Linked DNA regions of Homo sapiens: all the other regions are linked to region 2. Evidence: chromatin contacts called from ENCODE Hi-C or POLR2A ChIA-PET data. All regions are on one chromosome and are shown on one strand. Each heading gives the region's core, a stretch centred on a gene start or an enhancer-like site at or near the end of the contact. The rest is flanking DNA. Distances are from core to core; before and after follow the strand shown.

Evidence for each region. Hi-C counts contacts between places; a loop is a spot of excess contacts on that map. ChIA-PET counts read pairs that join two places held with the same protein, here RNA polymerase II (POLR2A). Pooled maps may share reads with other maps.
Region 1: a loop to region 2 is called in a map of CD8-positive, alpha-beta T cell, with 4 times the contacts of the local background. The contact joins the enhancer-like site here to the promoter of CCDC138 in region 2. A Hi-C loop is called at or near these places in 4 of 168 maps with a recorded cell type or tissue (CD4-positive, alpha-beta memory T cell, CD8-positive, alpha-beta T cell and naive thymus-derived CD4-positive, alpha-beta T cell) and 10 of 50 pooled maps.
Region 3: a pooled map shows a loop between it and region 2 (6-fold over the local background). The contact joins the enhancer-like site here to the promoter of CCDC138 in region 2. A Hi-C loop is called at or near these places in 3 of 168 maps with a recorded cell type or tissue (B cell, CD4-positive, alpha-beta T cell and naive thymus-derived CD4-positive, alpha-beta T cell), 16 of 37 single-sample maps with no recorded cell type and 18 of 50 pooled maps. POLR2A ChIA-PET finds 5 or more read pairs at or near these places in 1 of 52 experiments (activated naive CD4-positive, alpha-beta T cell).
Region 4: a loop to region 2 is called in a pooled map, with 2.2 times the contacts of the local background. The contact joins the enhancer-like site here to the promoter of CCDC138 in region 2. A Hi-C loop is called at or near these places in 5 of 168 maps with a recorded cell type or tissue (CD8-positive, alpha-beta T cell, OCI-LY7, naive thymus-derived CD4-positive, alpha-beta T cell and 1 more) and 10 of 50 pooled maps.

What each region holds. Positions count from the first base shown.
Region 1 is chr2:109,027,612-109,032,360 of GRCh38, reverse strand. It overlaps a transcript of RANBP2 not described here. Among named protein-coding and RNA genes, the nearest start is that of EDAR, 41 kb to the right of the region's middle. Within about 2 kb of position 1,305, at least 9 of the 41 ENCODE cell types and tissues checked have a DNase peak (open chromatin) inside an H3K27ac peak, as active enhancers do; they include CD8-positive, alpha-beta T cell, where a contact is called at or near this core.
Region 2 is chr2:108,785,245-108,789,340 of GRCh38, reverse strand. CCDC138 (coiled-coil domain containing 138) reads right to left here and starts at 2,570. Exons shown (of 15, transcript NM_144978.3): 1 at 2,426-2,570; 2 at 1,252-1,309; 3 at 375-489. The coding sequence starts at 2,518. RANBP2 (RAN binding protein 2) reads right to left here. Exons shown (of 29, transcript NM_006267.5): 29 at 3,532-4,096. RefSeq lists a silencer at 2,172-2,761.
Region 3 is chr2:108,593,006-108,597,671 of GRCh38, reverse strand. All of the region lies in intron 1 of LIMS1 (LIM zinc finger domain containing 1), which reads right to left. Among named protein-coding and RNA genes, the nearest start is that of LIMS1, 61 kb to the right of the region's middle. RefSeq lists silencers at 3,226-3,275, 3,296-3,385 and an enhancer at 2,577-3,776. Within about 2 kb of position 2,496, at least 10 of the 41 ENCODE cell types and tissues checked have a DNase peak (open chromatin) inside an H3K27ac peak, as active enhancers do.
Region 4 is chr2:108,635,141-108,639,405 of GRCh38, reverse strand. The region is part of intron 1 of LIMS1 (LIM zinc finger domain containing 1); the gene reads right to left. Among named protein-coding and RNA genes, the nearest start is that of LIMS1-AS1, 41 kb to the left of the region's middle. RefSeq lists an enhancer at 2,551-3,125. Within about 2 kb of position 2,890, at least 25 of the 41 ENCODE cell types and tissues checked have a DNase peak (open chromatin) inside an H3K27ac peak, as active enhancers do.

The DNA.
Region 1 (4,749 bases), core at 56-2,555, 240 kb before region 2:
TAACCCTTTTCTTCTGTCTTATTTCACCTTCCTGCAAAACAAAGAGGGGGTGGGGAGGGACAAAAAAAATCGCTATGCAGAAGTTCACTCCGGAAAATGCCCTGAAATAAAATCAACAAGATTGATGTGCAGGCAGACAGGTAATAACTTTAGAAGTGAAAGAAATCTCCAAAGATCTATGACATTTTTAACAAAACAGGGGGAAGGTGGGCAGCGCTCAAAACTGCAGAGCGGTAATTACACCCACAGGAAGTCTCTAATGAACTTGAAAACAAAGCTCCGAAGAAAGGGAAAGAAGATAACTGCAGAGTTCTGTTTACGTAACCGTAGGGGGTTTGAACACCAAGAACTTACAGCTCCTGAAACGCGGTGAGGAAATGGGAGGGAGGGCAGCGAGCGTTCAGAGTTTTGGCAAAAGGTCAAAGAGAGTGAACGGATGTGGGGGGAGGGGAAGAAGGTGGCGGGGGGTGGGTGGTAGCGCTCACGGGACAAGAAATTGAGCAAACAGAAAAGCTTAGTTGCTGAAGAAAATACTTAGAGGAAGGAGGGTTCTCTTCGCTGGGGGCAAAGTGGGGCAGCTTTATCCCGCCTGTGGCCCGGAGGTAGGCGTTGGCGCAGGTCTCGCCGGCGCCCGCAGCGCGTCCAGGTTGCCACCGGCAGAGCCCGGCCCACGTGGCCGACGCTGAAGCGGCGCTCTCCGTTCCTCCAGCGGGCGCTTCCCGGCCGAGCTGCAGGGGGTGCACACAGCAGAACTTCACTGCGCCCTCCTCGCCGCACGTGGGGCCAGGCCGTGCGCTAGAGACCCGCGGACTCGGTGCAGCCCGGCGAGGCGGGCAGAGCCGACTGCTGGGTCTGAGCGCGCATCCCCTGCTGCTACTGATTGAAGCCCAGTCCCCGGTGCAACAGTAGTAAGAGGGGGCCTCCAGGGAAGTGATTCCGTCGTAAGGGGAACGGGGCTGATAACCTTATAAGAAGGCTGGAGGAAGCTGTTTCCTCCCTTCCGCTCCTTCTGCAGAGCGTTCCCGTCTCTACCCCACCCCTGCCACATCAGAGCCCCCATCTGTGCTGAGTCAGCCAGCACCCATCAAGAAGCCCCCATCTGTGAGGAACAGGCCCCCCTCACTGCTGACACCTTGATGGTGGACTTCCAGCCTCCAGCACGGTGAAAAGGAAATGGCTATTTATAAATTACTCTCTAAGGTGTTTTGTTGTAGCAGCAGGAATGGACTTAGGGACCCGGAGTTCTTACCATTGCCCAATCACAATACCCTTAGACTCCAGCATCTCCACACATGGCGTCCCCTCGTGGAGCGCTCCGTGTCTTACCATGAGTCAGTGAGACAAAAGGTGCAGATGACACTGATGGTGGTATACATGCACACTGTGTTAGTCTGTGTACTAGTTATGAGTATATATACCAATTATTAAACCATTTTACCAAGAAAATAAAGACTTGGGAGATGTTAAAAAACTGCCAAAGTCGGGTGTGGTGCACCTGTGGTCCCAGCTACTCTGGAGGCCGAGGCAGAAGGACTGCTTGAGCCCAGGAGTTCAAGACCAGCCTGGGCAACATAGTGAGACCTAGAAAACAAACAAACAACAACAACAACAACAAAAACTGTCAAGAGACAGAACCTGGATAAGAAGTGGGTTATATAAACCAAAGTGGTCCAAAAATTCAGATGCCTGAGGGGCCCCAAGCTGGTCCTAGGTACTCAGGAAAGTACAATTCTAGAAGGAGCCTTCTGCTTAACAGCCTGCTGGTCATCCTCAAAGAGGCCACCACTCCCCACTCCTTCTCAGGGAGCCTCATCCCATCAGACAGTGAGGCCCATTCTTTCATTCATTCAGGTCATATTTACTGTCTATCCAGAATGCACCAGGCACTGTGCTAGGTGCTACTATACACATTATCACATTTGGCAGGGTATGGCACACCTCTTCATTTAAAAATAACCTTTCCAATGACATTAACAATGGGCTTTACTTACGTGAAATTCACTTAAAATAGAATTCTAAGGAATTTTACGTAGCATACCATAATTTGGCTAGAGGAGAAGGCTGGGTCTTCAGTGGGAAAATGTTGAAGGTAAAGCACTTGAGCGCATGGCCTGCTGGGGAGAGTGCTGAGCCAGCTGGCTGTGCAGGGGAGGATTGAGGAAAAGGCTGAAAATGAAGGCTGAGGATCAGTTTCATGAGCTCTCGAATCCAGGTTGATTTGAAACTGTTCTTTGCATAGGCAGAACATTCTGAGGTAGCAAACAAAAGTTAGAGTCAAAGAATTCTTTCTAAAGAATGATGTCAAGGAGGCAGTAAATCTAAGACTCACCCACACACTCGAACTGGCACTCAGTAAATGCTTACTGAATGAATGAATCAATCAATCCATCAATACAGAGATAGCAACCAGGATCCTTGTCAAGTCAAGAGGGTTATTAGTATAGTATTTCTTTAAAATAAACAGCCTTATCTGTGAGCAAAATAAGAGGCTGCCCCTGAAGGCTAAGGATGTCTGCATCCATTTGAGAGAAACAGCCTTTCATTGTGCAATGATTAGGCTTAAGTTGCTGGCAAGGCTGGAGACAAGGATAGAGATGAAAGGCTGGATGATGGCTGCCGGGGGGCCCTGTCCTGCAGCTGTTCCAGCCAGGAAAGGAGAGGGGAACAGAGGAGACAGCACAGGCAGCAGGCAGGCATCCCAGGCCGAGGAAGGAGGGAGGGCTCCCCAGGGTCACCCTGCTCTACTTTTGGAGCCTGATGCTGTAAAGTTTGCCCGGCAGGGACACACATGCTGCAGAATCTCCTCTTTCCCCTCATTGAGAGGACCAGGTTTTCCCTTGGAAACGGACAGACACACACTGAGCTGCTGCTTCCCAGGAGGGCTGAGGCACCCTTCAATAACTTCAGGCATCAGTGTCAGCCACATCATGGTTTCCCACCTCCAGATTCCCATGCCTTCCTTACCCTAATGAAGTTTCTCCCATTTACACATGGTCCCTCATCATCCCTCTCCTGGATGCTTTACTAGCTTTATGGAAGGAACTTGGAGGAGTGGCCAAGGCAGAACCCAGCAGCTGCGGCCATGGGGGTGAATGGGGGCTGGGATGGGGAGGGACTCCATAGACTCAGTGTTGACATGAAGGAGGAAAGGGCCCAGGTGTCCTATTAACAGTAATAACAATAATCTTGCCTTAAACCTTATTTATTTATTTATTTATTTTATTTATTTTTGTAGTTTAGAATGAGGTGAGGGCTAAAGAAATAAACAATCACATAGGCCGGGCACAGTGCCTCACGCCTGTAATCCCAGCACTTTAGGAGGCTGAGGTGGGAAGATTGCTTGAGCCCAGGAGTTTGAGACCAGCCTGGGCAATATGGCAAAATCCTGTCTCTACTAAATAAATAAATAAATAAACAAACAAATAAATAAATAAACAATCACAACTAAAGTCGTGACAGCCAGATTCACACATGCATTCTCAGTTGGCCCTCACAGTCCCTGACAGCCACACAGATCCTGAGAGTGTGAGGCTGCTCTGGAAGACAGGAGTGGGGCTTAGACCCGATGACCTCTAAGCTCTGTTCTGCTGCTTTAGGTCCAGGGTCAAGGTGTAGGAGGGGCAAGATATGTGTGGGGGAAGGGCAAGAACCGGGCCTACTGACTTAAGCTACTCATTTGGGTGCATGTCTGCCACCCTCGGAGGGCCTGTGGAATAGGTCAGAGCACTCCTCTAAGTGAGGGCTGTTGGGATCGGATGCTTAGGGCACAGCAGAGGAGATTGAAACAGCATTCAGCACTGTCCAGATGTTGATGCAAGGACTGTCACCCTCAAATACAGTGTGTCAGCCACCATGAGCCACTGTGCAGGAGGGCCTGAGGGTGGCGTGTGGAGACAGGCCTCCCAGCAACGGGGAAGCCAGGGTGCAGCAGCAGGGCCTACCTTCTTGGTGTAAGGCTCTTCCTTCAGTGGAGGTAAGGGCCGTGGCCCAGCATGCACTTTGTACTTTCCATTAGCCCTGAGGCTCAGGTGTCAATTATGGTTTAGCATTTAAAATCGAACAATATGTTTTTATTTTATTTATTTCTTTTGAGACAGGGTCTCACTCTGTCACCCAGAGTGGAGTGCAGTGGCATGATCATGGCTCACTGCAGCCTCAACGTCCTGGGTTCAGGTGATCCACCCACCTCAGCCTCCTGAGTAGTGGAGACTACAGGTGTATGTCACCTGGCCCAGGTAATTTTTTGCATTTTTTGTAGAGACAGGGTTTCACCATGTTGCCCAGGTTGGTCTCAAACTCCTGGGCTCAAGATGTCTGCCTGTCTTGGCCCCCCAGTGTGCTGGAATTACAGGCGTGAGCCACCTCACCCTGCCAGTATGTTTTTAAACAGTACCAGGAAAGCCTTGAGCTCTTCCCTGCCTCAGCAGGACACATGCATTAACTGGCAGAGCCCAGTGCTCCCTCTGAGGATGGATCTGTGAGTAGCAGCTCTGGGAGAGACAGAAGTAGGGGACTGGCAGGGACTCAGAGCCTGCAGGGAGAAGGAAGACGCATGGCGGGGAGGCCAGCATGCCAGGCTGCAGAGCTGCCGCCCACCCACCCCGCCCACTCCTGGAGCCCAGGCCCTCATCAACTCTAGGTCTTGCTCCTGGCCTAGGTCCTGCTGAGTCCCCATAGTCATAACGACGCTTACGCAGCACTGCTTCCTTCCAGATACTTTGTCCACGTCAGTGCCCAATAACCCTGTGA
Region 2 (4,096 bases), core at 1,321-3,820:
GATTACAGGCGTGAGCCACCGCACCTGGCCCATAGTTCCTTTTCTAAAAAAAAATTTTTAAAGAAAGGGAGCAGAGTCTTCATTTGGGTCCTGAATGAATAACCATAAAAATATATTTTTTCATCTTTTACATTATATAAATAACTTTCCATTATGCCACTAAATATAATGCTAGGTCTATGCTTTTATTACAGAGATTCTCAGTAAAAATTAATAAGTGACTCGCTTCAACTATTTAGCAGGCTCCAGACTGCCTTATACTTGTCCTCATACTTGTCCTCAGGAAAGAGCAAAAATATAACCTGCCCTTTTCTCTTTCTCAGTTTTTTGAGATACTGAGGGGGTAGCAACAGTAAAGTTTCAGGGTACTTTACCAATTCACATTTACGTGCTTGAATAAGCTGCCCAATGGTGTTCTACAATGCTTGCTTTCATCAGAATATTTTAACGATGAACCAACTTTATCTCCAGAGTAGATATCCAAATCACCTGTCAACGACAAAGAAACCATGAAAGATTACCACAACAATATATCACAAAATATCTGGCACTGGCCATAAGTCTAAATAATACTATTTTTAAAATCTTCTCTCTCAAATTTTTTTTTCTTTTTTTTTCTTTGAGACGGAGTCTCGCTCTGTCACCCAGGCTGGAGTGCAGTGGCGCAATCTCGGCTCACTGCAAGCTCCGTCTCCCGGGTTCACCCCATTCTCCTGCCTCAGCCTCCTGAGTAGCCGGGACTACAGGAGCCCGCCACCACACCCGGCTAATTTTTTGTATTTTTTTTAGTAGAGACGGGGTTTCACCGTGTTAGCTAGGATGGTCTCCATCTCCTGACCTCGTGATCCGCCCGCCTCGCCTCCCAAAGTGCTGGGATTACAGGCGTGAGCCACCGCGCGCAGCCTATTTTTTTCTTTTTTGAGACTGAGTTTCGCTCTTGTTGCCCAGGCTGGAGTGTAGTGGCGCCATCTCGGCTCACTGCAACCTCTGCCTCCCGGGTTCAACCGATTCTCCTGCCTCAGCCTTCCCAGCAGTTGGGATTACAGGCGCCCGCCACCATGCTCGGCTAATTTTTTGTATCTTTAGTAGAGACGGGATTTCACTATGTTGGCCTGAGTGGTCTCGAACTCCTGACCTCAGGTGATTCGCCTGCCTCGGCCTCCCAAAGTGCTGGGATTACAGGCGTGAGCCACCGCGCCCAGCCTCAAATTAAATTTTTGAAACCCCCAAATATACAAAATACCGGCTTACCTGGGGAGGTTAGAGTTCTTCTCTTATACTTAGACTGATAAAAATTTGAAAAATCATACTAAAAAAAAAAAGAAAAGATTTAATTTGTATACTAAAAATCAATTTACTGTCTCAAAATATTTCCCCACAAATTATGTATTAATTACAAAGGTTAGAGTGGAGAAATCTTGTAGACACCATCTTAACCAAGTGATCAAAACTAATATCATCAATAATGTGACAAACCAACGTCATGTTCCTCCCCACAGCAGGCCACACATCACTCATCTCATGCTCCTGCCAAAAATGCATAATCAATCTAACGAAGAAGCATCTATAAGATAAACCCAAACGGAGAAACAATCCAATAAATAATTCTTACACTTCTCAAAAAAAAAACAACCTTACAGAAAACAAAGGCTGTGAACCTGTTCCAGATTAAAGGCAACAAAAAGGACAATCAAATACAATCAATGCTCGTTCTTGGGTCGGATCTGCACTAGGAAAAAATTTTCCTATAAAAGGTTTTATCGAGATAATTGCTGAAATTTCTTATGAACTCTAGATTACCAAATATTATACCAATTCTAAATTTCCTGAAAATATTACTGTGGTTATTAAAAGACAACGTCCTTATGCTTAGGAAAAATGCACAAGTTATTTCTATTCAGAGGTAAAGGGGCATGATGCCTGCAAATCACCCTCAAATAGTTCAAAGGGAAAAAATGCGTTTGTAGGGAGGGAAGGGGAGAGAACGAATGGTAAAGCCAATGTGGCAAAATATTAATTTGTGAATGCAAGTGAGGGTACAAGGGAATTCTTGGTAATACTGCAGCAACTTTTGAGTAAGTCCGAAATTATTTCGAAATAAGCCGCTTTTAAAAAGCAATTCAATTGTTTTCACAACTCCACTCACATCACTGCAAAAAAAAGCTGAATAGCACTTTCTCCAACACCACACCATGCCCAGTATACCAGGAACACAGAGGCATAGGTGAAGCGGCACCCCCGCACCCCCGCAGCGCAACGCCCGCCCCTCCCGCCTGCTTCCACGAGGCCCAAGCCGCAGCCACGGCGGGAGTGCCGGGGCCGGGACCAGAGCCGCTGCGCGCCCCCAGGCCGGCTGCGCGGGGCACGGAGCGGGCCGCCCCCCAGCAGCAGGAGCCCACCCGCGGACCTCAGGCGGCGGCTTCACCTCGTCGGGGCAGCTGCCCCCGAGTCCGTAGCGGCTTTTGAGACTCTCCACTACTAAATCCTGCCCCGGTGGCTTGACGACCCTCGGCTCCATAGCACACAGCAACCGTACCAGTCTCCCCGGGAACCGCGTTCATCAAACCCGCGGCGCTACGCGGCCGCAGTGCGTCACGACGTGCCAGACCCCGCCCCCCCGAGGCACGCACGGCGGCAGGGAAAGGGCGGGGCGGGGCGACCCGGAGACTGCAGCCCGGCTTGTCAGCGCGTCCTCCAAGTTTCTCGTGCTAGCACTACACACCTCGTAACTGAGTAGTATTGCATCTCCCCGCGATAGTCCTGCCCCGGCTGCCTGGGTGCCACGGGTTGAGGGGCACCGAGGCCCCGCACCTGCCTGCAGCGCTCCGCTCCAGCTCCATTTAACCTGTTAAGTTTGGTGTGCGTTGCGCTCACCACATAGACCGGTCGTTCCATCAGAAGTGACCTTTGCTAACTGCCATATAAAAGAAAAACCAAGAGTATATCTGAGCCGGGAGTGGTGGCGCGCGTGTAGTCCCGGCTGCTAAGGAGGCTGAGGCGGGAGCATTGCTTTGAGCCTGAGAGTTACATCTATCTTGGGTAACATAGCAAGACTCCCATCTCTTAAAGTTAAAAAAAAAAAAAAAAAGGGAAAGCTGAGCATAGACATTGCAGATTACCTCACTTTCCCTGTGTTCCATATGGGGTATAACAGGGTATTAAAAAGAATAGTTAGAATGTAAGCACCCTGGAAAAAAAACTTTTTTTTTTTGAAAAGAAAAAAGCTTTTGCCAATACCTACAACAGTGCTAACCATAGTACATAGTATACATCAACCTGAAAACCTATGTTAAACAAAACTGACTGAGGGGAACTGTACAACCACTTCATTTTTCTCATTCATAAAATTACAGTGGTGTAATCTTTTACTTTCTAAATTGTGACTGTCAGCTGCATCTCTGGACTAACAACTCCTAAATTCTCTGGATTAAAGTTCCCAAATGCCCAAGTTTTATAAAATCTGTACTTCAGCAGTTATTATCTGAAAATTACTTAGGCCATACTTTTTGCCATAAAGTACCACTTAAGATGTACAAATAATGAATTTTATTCTATCTTTAAGCAGATTTTAATGAGACAACATAAAATCCAGTTTAAAAGGAAAGATACATATTATCGTGGGTTTAGACCACATCAGTGATTAAATAACAAAGAGAAATCAAAGTCCTTTCCTGAAATGTGACACAAAGACTTTCTCATAAATGCCACAAGCCACTTTTAAGCATCTTTGGAATACTAATACGGGAAAAGTCAGTTTACATGTCATTTTGTCAAATTTTTGGTCAAAGTTTTTAAAGCTTTTTAATTTGTAACTTTAGTGCTTTAGGAAAGCATACAAATCTGTAAAAAGTCTCTTAAAAAGCACTTGCATTAACTTAAGAATTTATTCTAAAATCATGACGAAGGCATCAACTGTCTCAGCTGAAAAGTTACAACACACTTTACATCAGTTTATATTACATAGATTTCCAAATAAGCCAATTTGAAATATTTAGTGTAAACATATGTAATCCATGGTTCAAGACTGAACTGATACATTTGGAGTAGGTTTATTTCAAGTATCTGGCTTTGTGGCCGAGTGGAATGGTGATGGTAT
Region 3 (4,666 bases), core at 1,247-3,746, 190 kb after region 2:
TAAGTGAAAAGGAGAAAAAAGAAACATGCACAAAGAAATTCTTTTAGTTATGCAGGTAGAGACAGTCTGTGTGTGTGCCTCTGTCTCTTTCACACAGACATACGTACAAGCAAGCACATACACAGGAACCTACAATGGCAACCTGCCGGAAAGAACTTGATGTTGTATGCTAGAAAACATCACCCTCTAGTGACTGCTAGTGTATTTGTTGCTTATTCAATTTATCAAGAATTCACAACATTTTAACTCTTCTATCCAAAAAAATGCTTTTAAAAAGTCTTCAGAAATGCAATCATCATTACAATCACGTGTTGCTGTGGCTGCACTGGGGGCATGAATTCCTGGAAGTTATACAAAAACTTTCTATGCATGTGCCTTTGTGCATTTTCTTCTATGAATGTCGTTAAGTGTTGAGTCTCAAAGTGGTCTGTGAATAAAAAAAAAGGTCAAATTAAGATGTTTTGACCAAGCACGGTGGCTCACATCTGTAATCTCAGCACTTTTGGAGGCTGAGGCAGGCAGATCACCTGAGGTCAGGAGTTCGAGATCAGCCTGGCCAACAAGGGGAAACTCCACTTCTACTAAAAATACAAAAATCAGCTGGGTGTGGTGGTACGTGCCTGTAATCCCAGCTTCTCGGGAGGCTGAGGCAGGAGAATCGTTTGAACCCAGGAGGCAGAAGTTGCAGTGAGCCAAGATCATGCCACTGCACCTCAGCAACAGAGCAAGACTCAAAAAAAAAAAAAAAAAAAAAAACAGATGTTTCGTAGGGAAATTAATGAACCATCCCAAGTACTTCAAGTTCCTATTTCCTCAACATGCCCCCCTCCTTTTTATTTTTATTTTTTTTTGAGACGGAGTTTTGCTCTTGTTGTCCAGGCTGTGCAATGGCGTGATCTCGGTTCACAGCAACCTCTGCCTCCCAGGTTCAAGCGATTCTCCTGCTTCAGCCTCCTGAGTAGCTGGGATTACAGGCATGCACCACCACGCCTGGCTAATTTTGTATTTTTAGTTGAGATGAGGTTTCTCCATGTTGATCAGGCTGGTCTCAAACTCCTGACCTCAGGTGATCTGCCCATCTTGGCCTCCCAAAGTGCTAGGATTACAGGCGTGTGCCATGCCCGGCCAACATGCCCTTTCTTTACATACATCCCTAATGGGGAAAGTAAAATCTGAGACCTAACTGAATTCCATTGATCTGTTCTGTAAATCATTTTACATTTATGTTAATCTTCCAAAAAGTGTGCTCCCATTTTCCTCACCTCTTATTTTTAAAATGTTATCATATATAACACCAGACTCCTGAGCCACCCTCTGGCTTTTCTGCCCCTTCCACAGCTACAGCTCATCTTCCACGGACCCTTTCATTTCCTCCTTTGGAAATTAAAGACAGCACATGCTCATTTATCTCACACTCTTTTGTAAGAATTACAAATTAACTCGTATTAATACTAAGAGTATTAATTATCGCTAATTAGAAATAAGCTGAGAAAGATAAAGTACTATACAAATGTTGGCCGCTGAATGGCTACAGGGACACATGAAGTCAAAACAGTATCAGGTCTTTCTATGTCTGCGGCAGAATGCCAAAGCCCTGACACACATCCTTTTAGCAGCTTTAAGTCACTTCTGCAAGTGAATACTAGGAGATCGTCCCTTACTCCTGATCTTTGCTCTCAGGGGGCCACTTCAGCATAAGCCTTCCACCCTCCACAGATAACCTCAGGTTCTCCTCAAGCCTCTAGATCTTATTTCACATTTTATCATAGGTGCAACTTCTTGTGTACTTAACACTGTTGAACTGTTGAGTTTAAAAATGATTAAGGTGGTAGATTTTATGTGTTTTTTACCACAATAAAAAAAAGAGGCTCCAAACGAGCTGCAAAATGAGGGCCCTAAAAGATTATAAAGGACTCTAATTCTAATGTTTTTCATTTTTCAGATGAAGGAACAGAATGAAAGTCCCACAGTTGAGAGCCAAGAACAGGACCTGGGGGGTACACTGATTCCTAGTACACAGTTGACTACAGAACAACAACAACAACAACAAAATAAACCAAGTACAATGGGAAAAACTGAAGAAAATAGTTAAGTGGGACAAAGGCAACAAAGTAGGCAGAATCACAAGAAGAAAGAAGACCAAGGGAAAATTTCAAGAACATTTTTTAAAGTAAGAAAGCATGGAAGAAATGACTGAATATTATAAATATAGGATGGTCCCTGTTTTGCTGGAATAGCAGTCTGAAACCATCATTTATCTTGGTCTGGGTGGAGCTGAGGTCTGGGAATTCCCATATAAGGTAGTTTGTTCATGCTTACTTCCTCAAGCACACATTACACCTCCTCATCTGAAAAAGGCACTGGAAGAAAAGATTCTTTGGGAATGACATCCACACATACATTAAAGGCTGTGGTTTCCACTCCTAATGGTTAGTAGATTTGCCAAGACACAGCATCCTCGCAACCCCCACCCAAATACGGTTCAGCATCTAGCAGTCAACACCACAGGGCCTTCCTGTGGTCACGACTGGCAGTGGTGATAAAGGTCGGTATGACCTTACTGCTCTCCATAAATAGCCCTTCAGTCAGTAATGTCCTTGCATGATATGGTCACATTCTTTCAAGAGCAGCCCTGCTTTTATGTATGGTACCTTCCTTCCACAGAGCTTTCCATCTCAGGTGAAGCTGCTTTCTTGCCCCACCATAATTCCTCTCAATGACTTCAAAGCAGGGCCTCTACATTCGATTTTTTTTTAGGATGAGTCTGTCTACCTTTTTTTTAGAGCTATGCTGTCTACTTTGGTAGCCAGTAGTCACATGTAGCAACTTGAAATGTGGCTAGTCTGAATTCAGATGGACTTTAAAGTACCCACTGAATTCTCCTGGTAACTTTAAAATGCTGATGACATGATATGTATATAGCTTGGACATGATGACAGTTTGATATACTGGGTTAAATTAAACATATTATTAAAATTAATCTTCCCTATCTCTTTTTTCCTGTTTTAAATGGCTACTAGAAAATCTTAAAACTACACATGCTGCTTACATTGTATTTCTACAGGATAGCACCATTCTAGATAGTATAATAAGCCCTGCTTATTGAATACGCTCAGTAGAAAGAAACCCTGGAATCCTTTCATTTCAAACGATCTCCTGTCGGCCAGCCAACTTTCTTCATTTGCAGGTGAGATTCTTCATCTGTAATGTAGACAAAATAAACCCCCCTCACAGACTGGTAAGGACTGAGAACACAAAGAAAGCATTTTAAGCGTTCAGCAACACTAAATGTGTTCTCAGTAAATGTCACTTCCCTTTCTGTGGGTGCATTCAGTAGCTGGTTTAGTCATCTTGGGGTTAGTCATGGAACGTCTGGATTCCAACCCTCTTTGTTCCTTTTTCTCCACTCTAATCACTTCCACAGAATTCACCATAACTTAGAGGGCAGGGGTCTGTGGTGAACTTTCTAAGCAAAAGCTACCCCTTCCCCACAGCTGAATTTTTTACTCCTACCACTTGTCGACCATATCCTTCCCACCTCTTCTCTGCTGGTGCATTCATTAATAAATTATTAAAATTAATCTCAAAATTCTGGCTGCTGCTCATTTTCTCCTTTGGGCTGTTACCAGTAGCTCACTGCTATTGTCTGAATTTAAAGGGAGCTTTGTTACTATTCTAGCTATTTCATGTGTGAACACTTCCTTCCCCTCAAGTGCATGGATATCCTTTACTTACCACTAGGGTCTCACCAGATATGTAATGACTGAAGGATTCTACAATGGTCCTAGAAATAAGTAAAATAAAACTGAATGTTGACTTTTAATTACTGACCAGGCCAATCAGGATTACAGGAATGAAAAGTACCTTTTATGACTAAGAAATCACATCTGACTTGGCAGTCTGGTGTTATTTCTGGCTGGTTTATCTGTGGAAAATTCACTTTATGATTTCTTCCCAGCTGTTGCTAGCAGTGTGCTAGGCTGGCAGCCCTAAGAGTTGAATCATCCCCATGGATGATACTATTTTCTCCTTCCCCACCCAACCTTTCCCAGATACTTGGCATTTTTTAGTATTATACAGGTGCTAATTGTTCTGAAAGTCTGGCTTAAATTAAAGTTTATTGTAAATTGACGTAATCTAGCATCTGGATATCATTCTGTGTCTATGTCCCTTTTCACAAAGACAGCAACTCCAGGTCTGGGTAGGCTTGAGAGTGGGGATGGAGAAGTAACTCCGGCAAGACCTTTTCCCCAGCATTCCTTTATAGAAGGCAGGCGGTGAGAAGGAAAGAATTAGTGAGGGAAAGAAAAGGCAATCGAAGGGGAGAAGATTTAAGAAAGAAAAAAGCAAAAGAAAGAGAAGAATGGCTTTTTTCACAGTAGAAGTCACACAGTGGGAGGCTTGGATAAGGTTTAGATATGTTTGGAAGTAGAGAAAAACCATGAGACTATCAGGCACTAAAGTGAATTTAGTTGCTTTCAAACCCTGAACTCTAGTAATTCTGGATCTTAAAGGAGATATGCATAAATGATGCAGAGTAAACTAAAAAACAAAAGCAGAGAATGATTGGAAGTCCCTCAAAAAGCTAAACATAGAATTACCACATGACCCAGCAATTCCAGTTCTGGGTATATATCCAAAAGAATTGAAAACAAGGATGCAAACA
Region 4 (4,265 bases), core at 1,641-4,140, 150 kb after region 2:
GCAAGGTGACTTTAGAATTATCTTTAAAAGTGATGATCAACATTTCCAGCACTGGGTGAAACATACAAAGGACATACGATTTTCTGGATGAATACCACTGTCCCTTTTTTTTCTCCTGAACTTTCTGCTTATCAGAAACCTGCCCAGTCCTCAAGTACCTGCTCAAGATCTTCTCCAGGAAGCTTTCTTGACATTCCAGGCCTTATCGATCTTCTGTTCAGCAGCCATAGCACCCACTGTGTGTCCCATGCAGTGAGTGGGTAAGATTTTCATTGGATATAATGTTGTGTTCTGTATCGCAAAGGTGCTCCTCATCTCCTTAAGAACACCAGGAGGCCCTTAAGTAGACATTTTTTTTTTTTTGAGACGGAGTCTCACTCTGTCACCCACGCTGGAGTGCAGTAGCGCGATCCATGCTCACTGCAGGCTCCGCCTCCCGGGTTCACACCATTCTCCTGCCTCAGCCTCCCGAGTAGCTGGGACTACAGGTGCCTATCAACACGCCCGGCTAATTTTTTGTGTTTTTAGTAGAGACGGGGTTTCACCATCTTAGCCAGGATGGTGTTGATCTCCTGACTTCATGATCCACCCGCCTCGGCCTCTCCAAGTGCTGGGATTACAGGCGTGAGCCACCGTGCCCAGCCTGTGCTTAGTTTTCTTGAGACAGAGTCTCACTCTGTTGCCAGGCTGGAGTGCAGTGGTGCAATTTTGACTCACCGCAACCTCGATCTCCTGGGTTCAAGTGATTCTCGTGCCTCAGCCTCCTGAGTAGCTGGAATTACAGGCATGTGCTACCACACCAGGCTAATTTTTGTATTTTTAGTGGTAGAGACGGGGTTTCACCATGTTGGACAGGCTGGTCTCGAACTCCTGACCTCAGGTGATCCGCTCGCCCTGGCCTCCCAAAGTGCTGGGGTTACAGGCGTGAACCACCACGCCCAGCCTCTGTTGAATCTTTATACCCCTCATGGCACCAAGCACACTGTCATCATGCAATTAATCAAACTGGACATCTTGAGAGAAGTCCCTAGACTGCCTGCAGAGGGCATCTAAAGAGGGCAAGCCCTGGTGAGCTGCGTCCCTACCCAGACACCCAGACAGCTCAGTCTAGCTCGTTGCCTTTGGCGTAACTTTCCTCAAGAAAGACAGCTCGATCAATCAGAATCACTATAGTTTGAAATCTATAAGCCACCTCACAATTTTTTTTTCTCCCATGGTCCCTCAAATAAGCAGTGTTTAGTCAATTTAAAAACATTCTTGGGCTGGGCATGGTGCCTCATGCCTGTAATCCCAGCACTTTGGGAGGCTGAGGCAGGAGGATCACTTGAGCTCAGGAGCTGGAGACCAGCCTGGGCAACGTGGTGACACACCATCTCTATAGAAAAATTAGCCGGGCACGGTGGCATGCACCTGTAGGCGCTACTAAGGAGGCTGAGGTAGGAGGATCGCTTGAGCCTGTGAGCTATGACTGAGCTGTGATCATGCCACTGCATTCCGGCCTGGGAGACACAGCGAGATACTGTCTCAAAAAAAAAAAAAAAATCTTAAAATTTTCTCTCATAGGTTAGGTGATTTTTCTCTGACCATTTAGAAACTTTAACTAGAAAATGTCTCTGTACTAGTTCCTTTATATTTCAAATCACTTATCTTTTCATTCTTTTATTTTTATTCGTATTGTGATCCATTAACATACATTCTCACACCTAAACAGCTTTTTAAAAAGATAACATTGTGTTCTGGTCAAAACAGACAAATTAGAGGAAGCTGTGTTTCCAATACAGAATGGCAGTATTTTTAGCTAGGAATGCTGACTTAGGAGAACGCCCAGATCACCAGTGACAGCCTCCAGTGTGTCAGGAGCTCTTGACACGGCTGTAGTGGCTGTAGCACCAGAGTATCTGGCTCTAAATAACACCCTTATTTTAGTTCTGACTCAGTCAAGGCTATCTCCCTGGACATTAACCTTCAGCTACACTGGGAGGGAAGTCCGTGGGAGTTTTTATTTTGTGACTAAGCTTAACACGGGGTTTACTTCCCTCAATGATAAGGTAAAAGAAAACCATGAGAATTTCAGAATAGAACAGAATAAAAAACATTTCACTTGAGTCAAGTGAAAACAATGAACCTTTTCAAATTCAAATGTACATATCTTTCACTGCCCGTTATTTTCTTTTTGACACAGAACATGTTTTGTGTAGATTTTACTGCATTAAACAGCATTTGAAAATACTGACCAGGATGAAGCAGAGGAACTAAAATACACACACACACACACACACACACACACACACACACACACACACACATATATGTATATTTTGCTGAATTTAAAAAGGTTTCTTTTCTTTCATTAACTTTAAATTTTGTGAAATGTACACAGAAAGGCAAGGGATTATTTCAGCTACCATAACTTAGATTTTGCCATAAGTACAATGAAAAAAGATGTGGAAATAGTATAAGGTCAGGAGGTCAACCACTGTAAGCTGGTGCTCATGTAACACTGCCCAGCTACAACCAGGCTAGCAGCATCTCCCAGGGGCCTCAGTCACTCCTCTTGTTCTGCAGGCTCCTGTGCTCAACCTTCCTCTCTCCCCACACAGAGCTCTCCATTCTCTGTCACGGAATGAAGCTATGGTTTTTGAAAGCAGTTCACAGGGCTAAGTAGGAAGCTCTTTATTCCATTCCTTACCTCTTCTCAAAAAGTGGTATTCTATACATCTAGCAATAATATATAAAAATATGGCAATTACCCACTTAGACAGACCCCCTTGTGTCCTGTAGGAGGCATCACTGGGATATTGCTAGGTGCTGGTGATGCAGTTACTGCTACCTCTGTGAATCTTTGTCCTCTATGAGCAGCACTGAGACCTTGTCAGTAGAGGGTGCTGGAGAGACACTGCAGGAGGAAGAGGTTTGCTTCCCAGTCCTGCCTGCTCCCTGGGCAAAGCTCCTGCAGCACTCTGGCTTCTTCGGTGTCTAGCTCCTGCAGGGCATGGTGGCTAGCACCAGCTTCAGTGGCACTGGCCCCTCAAAAGTTTTACAGCAGAGTGCCTTGGACCCTGATGGTGCATGCAGCCAGCAGCACCCATCCCTTGGCAGTCAGCTATGTAGGGGGTACCTTGGGTGAGGGAACTCACTGGGAACAGCCTTCTCTGGTATTGGAAAGGAGGATTTCCAGCAATCTGTGCCAGCGACTTTTCTGCATGCAGCATGCCCTGGTAGTGTGACCCCGGGCACGGAGTAGGGCTCCTCCCTTGGCACTCTAACTCAGCTCTAGGGTCCGTGGCTGCTCCTTACAGCGGCTATTCCTATACTCTTTTGCTTTCTCTCCTCTTACTAGCCAATTCCTTATTACTCCAAAACCTTGTTAGAGTTAGTAATTCTATCTTTATATTAAACCTTTCCTGTTCAAATTAGCGTGTGGGTTTTCTCTCCTGGTTGGACCCAGGCCGACAGAGGCAGCCTATGTGAGGACTCTGCAGCTGATGGTACTTAGACCTTTTGGGCTCTTTCTCCAAGATGTCACTTAGGAATTTAAACAATTGTATTTACATTCAAAACTAGGAACAGACGATTTAAACAACTGTATTTACATTCAAAACTAGGAACAGACGGGGGGGAGGAGTGTGTTATCACGTAAAGGTACAGAATAATAAACCTGTCAGTTAAACGGGAGTCCAAGTCTGTCTACCTCATTCTTTTTTTTGAGATGGAGTCTTGCTCTGTCACCCAGGCTGGAGTGTAGTGGTGCGGTCTCAGTTCACCGAAACCTCCCCCTCCTGGGTTCAAGCAATTCTCTGCCTCAGCCTCCCAAGTAGCTGGGATTACAGGCACCCACCACCACGCCTGACTAATTTTTGTATTTTTAGTAGAGACGGGGTTTCACCATCTTGACCAGGCTGGTCTTGAATTCCACCCGCCTTGGCCTCCTGAAGTGCTGGGATTACAACCATTCTTTTTTTTTTTTTTTTTTTTTAGAGATGAAGTCTTGCTCTTTCCCCCCAGGCTGGAGTGTGATGGTGCAATCTCAGCTCACTGCCACTTCTGCCTTCCGAGTTCAAGCGATTCTCCTGCTTTGGCCCCCTGAGTAGCTGGGATTACAGGCACCTGCCACCACACCCAGCTAATTTTTGTATTTTTAGAGATGGGGTTTCACCATGTTGGCTAGGCTGGTCTCGAACTCCTGACCTCAGGTGATCCACCCGCCTGGGCCTCCCAAAGTGCTGGGGTTACAGGCGTGAGTCACCGCGCCCAGCCACAGCCAT